Linked DNA regions of Homo sapiens: all the other regions are linked to region 2. Evidence: chromatin contacts called from ENCODE Hi-C or POLR2A ChIA-PET data. All regions are on one chromosome and are shown on one strand. Each heading gives the region's core, a stretch centred on a gene start or an enhancer-like site at or near the end of the contact. The rest is flanking DNA. Distances are from core to core; before and after follow the strand shown.

Region 1 (2,700 bases), core at 157-2,656, 2.2 Mb before region 2:
CTCCGCCTCCCGGATTCAAGCTATTCTCCTGCCTCAGCCTCCCGAGTAGCTAGGACTACAGGCGCACGCCGCCACGCCCGGCTAATTTTGTGTATTTTTAGTAGACACGGGGTTTCACCATGTTGGTCAGGCTGGTCTCGAACTCCTGACCTGAGGTGATCCACCCGCCTCGGCCTCTCAAAGTGCTGGGATTACAGGCGAGAGCCACCGCGCCCGGCCGATTTCTTGACTCTTACTACACGTCAGGCACTGTGACAGACTCTTTCTGTGTATCATCTCATCTTTCCCCCAGCTTTACAGAAGAGGAAACTGAGACACACTGAGGATTAAGGTCAAGTGCCCGAAGTACCATAGCTGGCTAGTGTTAGGATCCAAGCCCAGAATCTGCGTCCTGCCAGGCACCTGCAAATGGGGACGAACACGGCGCAGCTAGAGGGGCTGACAGGCTAGGGAGAAAACCACTGGTAGCCGCGGGCACCCCACGCCCTGGGAGTGAGGCGGCAAGGGACAAGTCTCCCGCCCCCTAGACTTGCCTCGCAAATACTTGCGGGTCGAGGGCGCGAAGGCAGCAGGATGCAGCGATAGACTTGGACTAGGTGGTCCAGGCTCTACTTCCAAGTGGGCCATTGACAGGCGGGGCGGCCCTCAGCACAAAATCACCAGGCTGGATGCTCCAGGGTTTCCCAACATTACTCGCTCAGAAGAATCATCTGGGGAGCTCCTTAATGAGAAAGATTCCCAAGCCCCTCTTCCAGAGAGTGAAGTCACTGGGATTGGGCTGGGCCCAGCCAGGTGTTACTAATAATAAGACAAGTTTGGAAAACCCTGCGAGTGTAGATGATCTCCTGGTATGCTCTTTATAAGAACCGATTTTCATATTAAAATAGGTTTCTTTTAACTCAGTGAAACCGGGCGCGTTTTCCTGGCCCACAACCAAGCCACTGAAGGCCCCAGAACACTTCACTCTCAAAAGGTCACGTGAGGCTGGCGCGGTAGCTCACGCCTGTAATCCCAGCACCTTGTGAGGCCGAGGCCGCGGACTGCTTGAGCTTAGGTGTTCGAGACCAGCCTGGCCAACATGGCGAAACTCGGTCTCTACTAAAAATACAAAAACTAGCGGGGCGTGGTGGTGCCCGCCTGTAATCCCAGCTACTCCGGAGGCTGAGGCGGGAGGATCGCTTGAGCCTGGGAGGTGGAGGTTGCAGTGAACCGAGATCGCGCCATTGCACTCTAGCCTGTGAAACGGAGCAAGACTCTGTATCCAAAAAAAAAAAAAAAAAGTCACGTGAGCCGGGGTCACCGGAGGCGTCCCCCAACCGACTGGGCTTCGGAAAACCAAGGGGCGCACGCCGCCCCGCCCCGCCCCGCCCCGCGACTACAAGTCCCATCGCGCCCCGCGCTCGCGCACACTACGCCAGAACAAGATGGCCGACGCGGCGGCCACAGCTGGGGCCGGTGGCTCCGGAACGGTAAGGGCAGGAAGCGCGGGCTCGGAGCCGAGAGAGTTTGGGTATCCTGCAACTTTCCCCTCGACTGAGCAACAAGATAATGCCCAGAAATTCAGCCCCATCATGAGCTCCGACTGGCGGAGGGTGTTTTCAGGCCGTAGGCGCCCCCTCCTTGGGACTTGGCTGCGGCCTCCGGAGTTGGCGGACCTGTGTCTTGATTGGCTCGTTCGCTGTTGGGGGTTGGGAGCCCGGAACACCCCCGATTGGTCTGAAGATGCCGTTTTCGCCTTCTTATTGGCCGGCCAAAGTTGAAAGGCATTCCCGTTTCAAAATATTTAGCTTTCTTACTTTTTTGTGCTTTTATCTTTTGCCCTCCTCTCCTCGCGGTCACCTCTTGTTACTGTTTTCATTTTCCCTTTCAATGAAATGGTGTGAAGATGGGAGGCACAAGAGAGGGATCCTGTTTTTTCTGCGGGACACGTCTTAATCCCATCATGCGTGTTTCTTCAGCTATGTATTCTAATAATCTGCTAAAGTAGAAAGTAAAAGACCTGCTATTTTATCTCATTGGGACTGTACGTTTTAGGTAAGCGGAGAAGTGGTCTCTGTATTTAAAGCACCTTGGGTGCTCAATTTTTACTCAGTTGGCCAAGATCTGTAAATCTAAACATTAAGCACTGATTTTTAAAATAAAATTATTTAGTAAAATAACTTTGCTTGCCGTTGACCACGTATGAACTATGTGATTGCATCCTTCTCCTGTGGATGAAAATCTCTCTGCTGATTCACAGAGATCGGGAAGTAAACAGTCCACTAACCCTGCCGATAACTATCATCTGGCCCGGAGGAGAACCCTGCAGGTGGTTGTGAGCTCCTTGCTGACAGAGGCAGGGTTTGAGAGTGCCGAGAAAGCATCCGTGGAAACGCTGACAGAGATGCTGCAGAGCTGTGAGTACATGGAAACACTTGGCCTTGGAGTCAACCCCAACATCAGTTCTGTGCCCTGCTTTGTGATAGTGTTTGAGAGGATTTAAGAAACAAACTTTTTTCTTAAGAGGGGAGAAAAAAAATTTTTTTTAATGTAAAAAGTTGAGAAAAGAAAACAGCACAATGGGCCGAGCGTGGTGGCTCACGCCTGTAATCCCAGTACTTTAGGAGGCTGAGGCGGGTGGATCACCTGAAGTCAGGAGTTCAAGACCAGCCTGGCCAACGTGGCGAAACCCCGTCTCTACTAAAAAACACACAAAAAAAT
Region 2 (2,700 bases), core at 59-2,558:
TTGTGGGTCCAGCAGGCTTTCGGATGAGGCCTTGGAAAGGCAAGGACAGCTTGCCAACTGGAGGGCAGGCAAAACGGCTGAGCCAGGCCAGACACGGCAGCTCACTGGCCAGGGGCATGGCCTAGGGGCTCTGGTGCCAAGGCTGAAGGGGAACAACTTGGCCAGCCGCTCTGTGGCCGGCATCGTCACGCGGCCTCCAAGAGCTCCGGCTGCCCTGCACTGGTTCCCAGAGACTCCCTCCTTCCCAGGTCCAAATGGCTGCAGGAGCGAAGTGGGCGGAAAAAAAGCGAACCAGCTTGAGAAAGGGCTTGACGTGCCTGCGTAGGGAGGGCGCATGTCCCCGTGCTCCGTGTACGTGGCGGCCGCAGGGGCTAGAGGGGGGTCCCCCCCGCAGGTACTCCACTCTCAGTCTGCAAAAGTGTACGCCCGCAGAGCCGCCCCAGGTGCCTGGGTGTTGTGTGATTGACGCGGGGAAGGAGGGGTCAGCCGATCCCTCCCCAACCCTCCATCCCATCCCTGAGGATTGGGCTGGTACCCGCGTCTCTCGGACAGGTCAGAGCGGGTCGCCGGGTGGGGTCGCTGCAAAAACCCTGCCCCGGCCGCAGCCGGAGAGGCGGAGCCTCGCGGGGAGGGGGCGGGACCGCCGAGACAGGCCTGGAAACTGCTGGAAATGCCGCAGTGCCGCCGCCGCGCCTTCCGCCGCATGTCGGCAAAGAGTCCCCGCCAGCCCCGGCCGGCGCCCTCCCCCTACGCTGAGCTGCCCCTCAGCGCGAACCCTCCGCCCTTCCTCTACTCCTGCGAGAGTCGGGATCTGGGGCTACCCAAGGTTGGGTCCCGAATGCCAGTCCCTCTGTCGGGACGCGAGATGTGTAGGGCAGATGCTAGGAAGAAGATTGGGTCTGGGAGCGGTGGTCCGCGTGGTTAGCTGCCTCCGCTCTTTTTCGGTGTCCCCCCCAGTCCCGCCCTTGGGTGTGGGGACGCCTGCCCCACAAGTGTTTAGGGAGGTCAGTGGGTTCCTCGCCCGTAGAGACACCGTTTATGCCAAATGAGCACTCCTCATCCCCGCTCTTGATGGAGTCATGTCCTAGACGTGAAACTATGGGGCTGTGATCACAAGCAAATGTGTGGGCGGATCCGTTGCTTGGGTTCTTCCCCGCCCCCTCTTTTTTTCGGACCATGACGTCAAGGTGGGCTGGTGGCGGCAGGTGCGGGGTTGACAATCATACTCCTTTAAGGCGGAGGGATCTACAGGAGGGCGGCTGTACTGTGCTTCGCCTTATATAGGGCGACTTGGGGCACGCAGTAGCTCTCTCGAGTCACTCCGGCGCAGTGTTGGGACTGTCTGGGTATCGGAAAGCAAGCCTACGTTGCTCACTATTACGTATAATCCTTTTCTTTTCAAGGTAAGGCTGAGATCTCCGCTAGGCTTCTTTCCCTTTAGTGCTGTATTCGTGTTGTTTTTGTTTTTTTCTGTCCTTTAGGGAGCCTTAGTCTAGATGTCGGGGTGGCTTGTGGATAACGCTCTGGATTTTTATAGGGTGAGGGTAGTGGTGGGTGAGGTTTTTTGAGTCCTCCTCGGTTTTCTCTAGTGTGTTTGGGGGGTGGGGCTTTCTCTCGGCGCCTGCTGGCCGTAGCGAGGTGGGCTGTGGGGTTGGGGCAGTGGGCGGCTGGCAGCTGCACGTGGTGGCCGCGCGGCCCGGGACGCTGCCATTTTTGCCCCTCCACTTCCGGACGCGGCTACGGGGCGTCGGAGGGGGACCGCAGGGTGGCGGGGGTGCCCGCTCGGGTGACTCAGCACGGCCTTGTGGGACTGGCTTTGTCACCTCTCTTATCGGACGCGTTGTTAAAGCCTTCTTGGGTGCTTTGTTTCTGTGAGGGAGGGTTGACGGTGTGGGAAGAGAGCTTTCGGTCTCCAGCACCCGATACTCCCTCCTTCCAGATCTTTCTTGCAGTCCCGGTGGAGGAGGGGCGGGGAGGGGAGCAGGTTCTGGAAGATTCATGGGCTCCTTCCTCCGCCCTTCCTCGAGAGCTGAGATTGTTCTGGAAGCTTCTGGATTCTGGCGCCCCGCCCCAGTGCCCGGATGCTGGGGCGAGGGAGGGTGCACTGCGGCGCCCCCTCCTCGCGTGGTCCTGGCCGACGCATGTCCGGCAGTGACGAGTGTCGGCCTGGTGGCTACGGCCACCATCTTTCTTGGGTTTGGTCCTGTTCTGTAATTTTGTGCTGTGAAAGGGTCGTGGTGGAGCTTTTGGCTTAAGAATTCTTTGTCCGGATTTAATTGCTCCTCCGGTGGGTATCGTATGGATCCCAGGTTATTCCTCCCTGCCCTATGGGGCAGGAGTGTCCCGCCCTTGGACTGGTCTTAGGAACTGACACCTCAGGGGGAGCAGTTTAAAGTTAGTGCCATTTTTATCTTAAACTAGTCACTTTGATCTCCCCCAAATAAAGAACTGTAGGTAGTGATTTTCACATTTAAATTTGTGTAAGGATTACTTGGGATCTCTAGATACCTGGGTTGGACCAACATTATGATTTTTCTGCCATACTACCAGATGATGCTGAGGCTGCTGGTCACCATTCTTTAAGTAGGTGGGTTCTGTGACATTTGGTTGAAGAATATTTAGCTTATTTTCTTTTTCCTTCTGAATTTTCAGGCCTCCCACTTAGTGTGTAGTCTGAGATCTTTAAGAGAATGCATTTTT
Region 3 (2,700 bases), core at 152-2,651, 2.5 Mb before region 2:
TCGAGCTGGGCCGGGGCACTGGAAGGGCAGGCATTCCTTGGTAAGGGAGAGGATGCAGAGCAAAGCGGGAGGGAGCTTGGGCTGGGCTGTGGGGGTTCTCCCGGGCTGGGACCCTCGCCCCGGTCCCACGCCGTCCCGTCCCTCCAGGAGCGCCCCCACCGCACCCCCCAGACCCAAGCCTCGGGGCCCGCAGCTCTCACCGCGCATCCCTGGCCGGAGCGTTCCAAGGGCCGCCCGAACCCACCCCGCGCCGCGGTCGGGGTTGCGGCGCCAGACTCCCTCCCAGGCGCGGGAGGCGGACGCCCTCTGGTGGAGGCGGGGGACCCTGGCGAGGACTCTCGGCGGCGGCGGCGGCGCGCACGGCCCAGGGGCTGGGCGGGGCGGGAGGCTGGGCCTCACCCCCACTAGCTGCGGTGTAGGTCCAGCTCCGCGGCTCTGAGACCAGCGTTTCCGACCCGGCCCGGAACAGGGGAGACTGGACTCGACCGAACTGAAGGAAGGGACCAAACCTCGGTGAACTCTGCAACCCTCTCCCGAACACTCCTCGCTGCTGCCGGCGGTTCCAGCCTGCAAACTCAGAGGGGGCTGCCTGGATCCAGTCCCCAGCAGGAGAACCGACCTGGGGACAAAGCGGAGGCACCCAAAGGGCAGGAGCAATGCCGCCTGGAGACTATTCGTGATCCCAAGGACACCCCTTTCTCCACCTGCTCCTCCTCCTCTGACTCGGAACCTGAAGGATTTTTCTTAGGCGAGCGCCTTCCCCAGTCCTGGAAGACCCCCGGAAGCCTCCAAGCAGAGGACAGCAACGCCTCTAAGACGCACTGCACCATGTGCTAGTGGCGCAGCTCAGAGAGGGGATGTGAGTGGGAGGAAAGGGGTCTGTAAAGCGGGAGAACAAGGCTAGCCTCCCCCTAACAATCCTAGACTGAGACGCAGTCAGGCGCACGCCCGCAAGAGGCGGCGAGGTGACAAGTTTGGAGTGCGCCCCCTTCAGTACTGCGCGTTCTAAGACTTTTGGCGGAGACTTTCTTGGCAAAACCCATTCCCCAAAGCTACGCTTCCCCTGCTGAGATAGCCCCTACCCCCACCTCCACAGGCTGGGACAGCCCCGTCCCCACCATCCTCCTCCCAAGCCAATTAAATGATCACAGCACGCGTGACAGTTACCGGCTGGAGAGCCGGAGGTGGGACCGGGAGCAGGGGACCGTAGAACCGGGCCGCGCTCCTCCCCTCCTAGAGTTCGTGGAGGCGCAGCAGAGGGCCGTCCCTCTTCCGGATGTCGGACTAAGCGAACAGCGCCCCCACTGCCGGCCGGTAGCAGCCGGAAGTGCCAGACCGGAGGTGCGTCATTCACCGGCGACGCCGATACGGTTCCTCCACCGAGGCCCATGCGAAGCTTTCCACTATGGCTTCCAGCACTGTCCCGGTGAGCGCTGCTGGCTCGGCTAATGAAACTCCCGAAATACCGGACAACGTGGGAGATTGGCTTCGGGGCGTCTACCGCTTTGCCACTGATAGGAATGACTTCCGGAGGTAACCGAGCCCGAGGAACTTGGTCCTTTTCTGGCCCTTAAATCCGTATTTCCCCTTTCTTGCGAGGCTGGCGCCTCAGGGTTTTTTGTTTTTGTTTTTTAACATTACCAGCATTGTGGCGTCTTCGTAGCTCTGGCTGTGCCTCACTGAGATCCCTGGCCAGGAGAGTTCCCGTGTGGCAAAAGCGATCTTTCTGTCATGTGGCTGTATCTGTAATGTCACCCTGATCAAGGGAAGAAGTGCTAGCACGTAAACAGGCTTTTTCGGCCCTGGACTAGTGCTTTAGCTGGGCTTTGCGTTTGATCTTACATTTCTTTTTTGTTTTTTTTTTTTTTTTGAGACGGAGTCTCACTCTGTTGCCCAGGCTGGAGTGCAGTGGCGCGATCTCGGCTCACTGCAAGCTCCGCCTCCCGGGTTCACGCCATTCTCCTGCCTCAGCCTCCCGAGTAGCTGGGACTACGGCCGCCCGCCACCACGCCCTGCTAATTTTTTGTATTTTTAGTAGAGACGGGGTTTCACCGTGTTATCCAGGATGGTCTCGATCTCCTGACCTCGTGATCCGCCCGCCTCGGCCTCCCAAAGTGCTGGGATTACAGGCGTGAGCCACCACGCCCGGCCTTTTTTTTTTTTTTTTTTTTTTTTTTTGAGACGGAGTCTCACTCTGTCGCCCAGGCTGGAGTGCAGAGGCGCAATCTCGGCTCACTGCCCCTTCTGCCTCCCGGGTTCAAGCGATTCTCCTGCCTCAGCCTCCCCAGTAGCTGGGATTACAAGCGCGCGCCACCACGCCCAGCTAATTTTTGTATTTTTAGTAGAGACGGGGTTTCACCATCTTGGGCAGGCTGGTCTCAAACTCCTGACTTCTCGATCCACCCGACTCTGCCTCCCAAAGTGCTGGGATTACAGGCGTGAGCCACCGCGCCCGGCCACATTTATTTCTTTTTGAGACAGCCTCGCTCTGTCGCCCAGGCTGGAGTGTAGTGGCGGACCTCAGCTCACTGCAGCCTCCGCCTCCCGGGTTCAAGCGATTTTCCTGCCTCAGCCTCCCCAGTAGCTGGGATTACAGGCGCGCACCACCACGCCCAGCTAATTTTTGTATTTTTAGTAGAGACGGGGTTTCACCATGTTGGCCAGGCTGGTCTCGAGCTCCTGACTTCGTGATCCGCCTGC

Evidence for each region. A loop is a pair of places that touch in the nucleus more often than their neighbours do. ChIA-PET counts read pairs that join two places held with the same protein, here RNA polymerase II (POLR2A). Pooled maps may share reads with other maps.
Region 1: a loop to region 2 is called in a pooled map, with 8 times the contacts of the local background. The contact joins the promoter of TAF8 here to the promoter of HSP90AB1 in region 2. A Hi-C loop is called at or near these places in 8 of 50 pooled maps. POLR2A ChIA-PET finds 5 or more read pairs at or near these places in 4 of 52 experiments (CD4-positive, alpha-beta T cell, OCI-LY7, T-cell and 1 more).
Region 3: a map of naive thymus-derived CD4-positive, alpha-beta T cell shows a loop between it and region 2 (11-fold over the local background). The contact joins the promoter of TOMM6 here to the promoter of HSP90AB1 in region 2. A Hi-C loop is called at or near these places in 1 of 168 maps with a recorded cell type or tissue (naive thymus-derived CD4-positive, alpha-beta T cell) and 7 of 50 pooled maps. POLR2A ChIA-PET finds 5 or more read pairs at or near these places in 1 of 52 experiments (OCI-LY7).

What each region holds. Positions count from the first base shown.
Region 1 is chr6:42,049,118-42,051,817 of GRCh38, forward strand. It overlaps TAF8 (TATA-box binding protein associated factor 8), which reads left to right and starts at 1,407. Exons shown (of 9, transcript NM_138572.3): 1 at 1,407-1,469; 2 at 2,240-2,396. The coding sequence starts at 1,425. It also overlaps a transcript of CCND3 not described here. RefSeq lists enhancers at 1,030-1,581, 1,363-1,912, 1,582-2,133.
Region 2 is chr6:44,245,793-44,248,492 of GRCh38, forward strand. HSP90AB1 (heat shock protein 90 alpha family class B member 1) reads left to right here and starts at 1,309. Exons shown (of 12, transcript NM_007355.4): 1 at 1,309-1,403. RefSeq lists enhancers at 1-365, 1,120-1,874, 2,359-2,408 and a silencer at 569-808.
Region 3 is chr6:41,786,293-41,788,992 of GRCh38, forward strand. TOMM6 (translocase of outer mitochondrial membrane 6) reads left to right here and starts at 1,402. Exons shown (of 3, transcript NM_001382294.1): 1 at 1,402-1,533. The coding sequence starts at 1,406. It overlaps PRICKLE4 (prickle planar cell polarity protein 4), which reads left to right. Exons shown (of 8, transcript NM_013397.6): 7 at 1-40; 8 at 470-1,160. The coding sequence ends at 837. RefSeq lists a silencer at 1-469 and enhancers at 1,090-2,089, 1,160-1,849.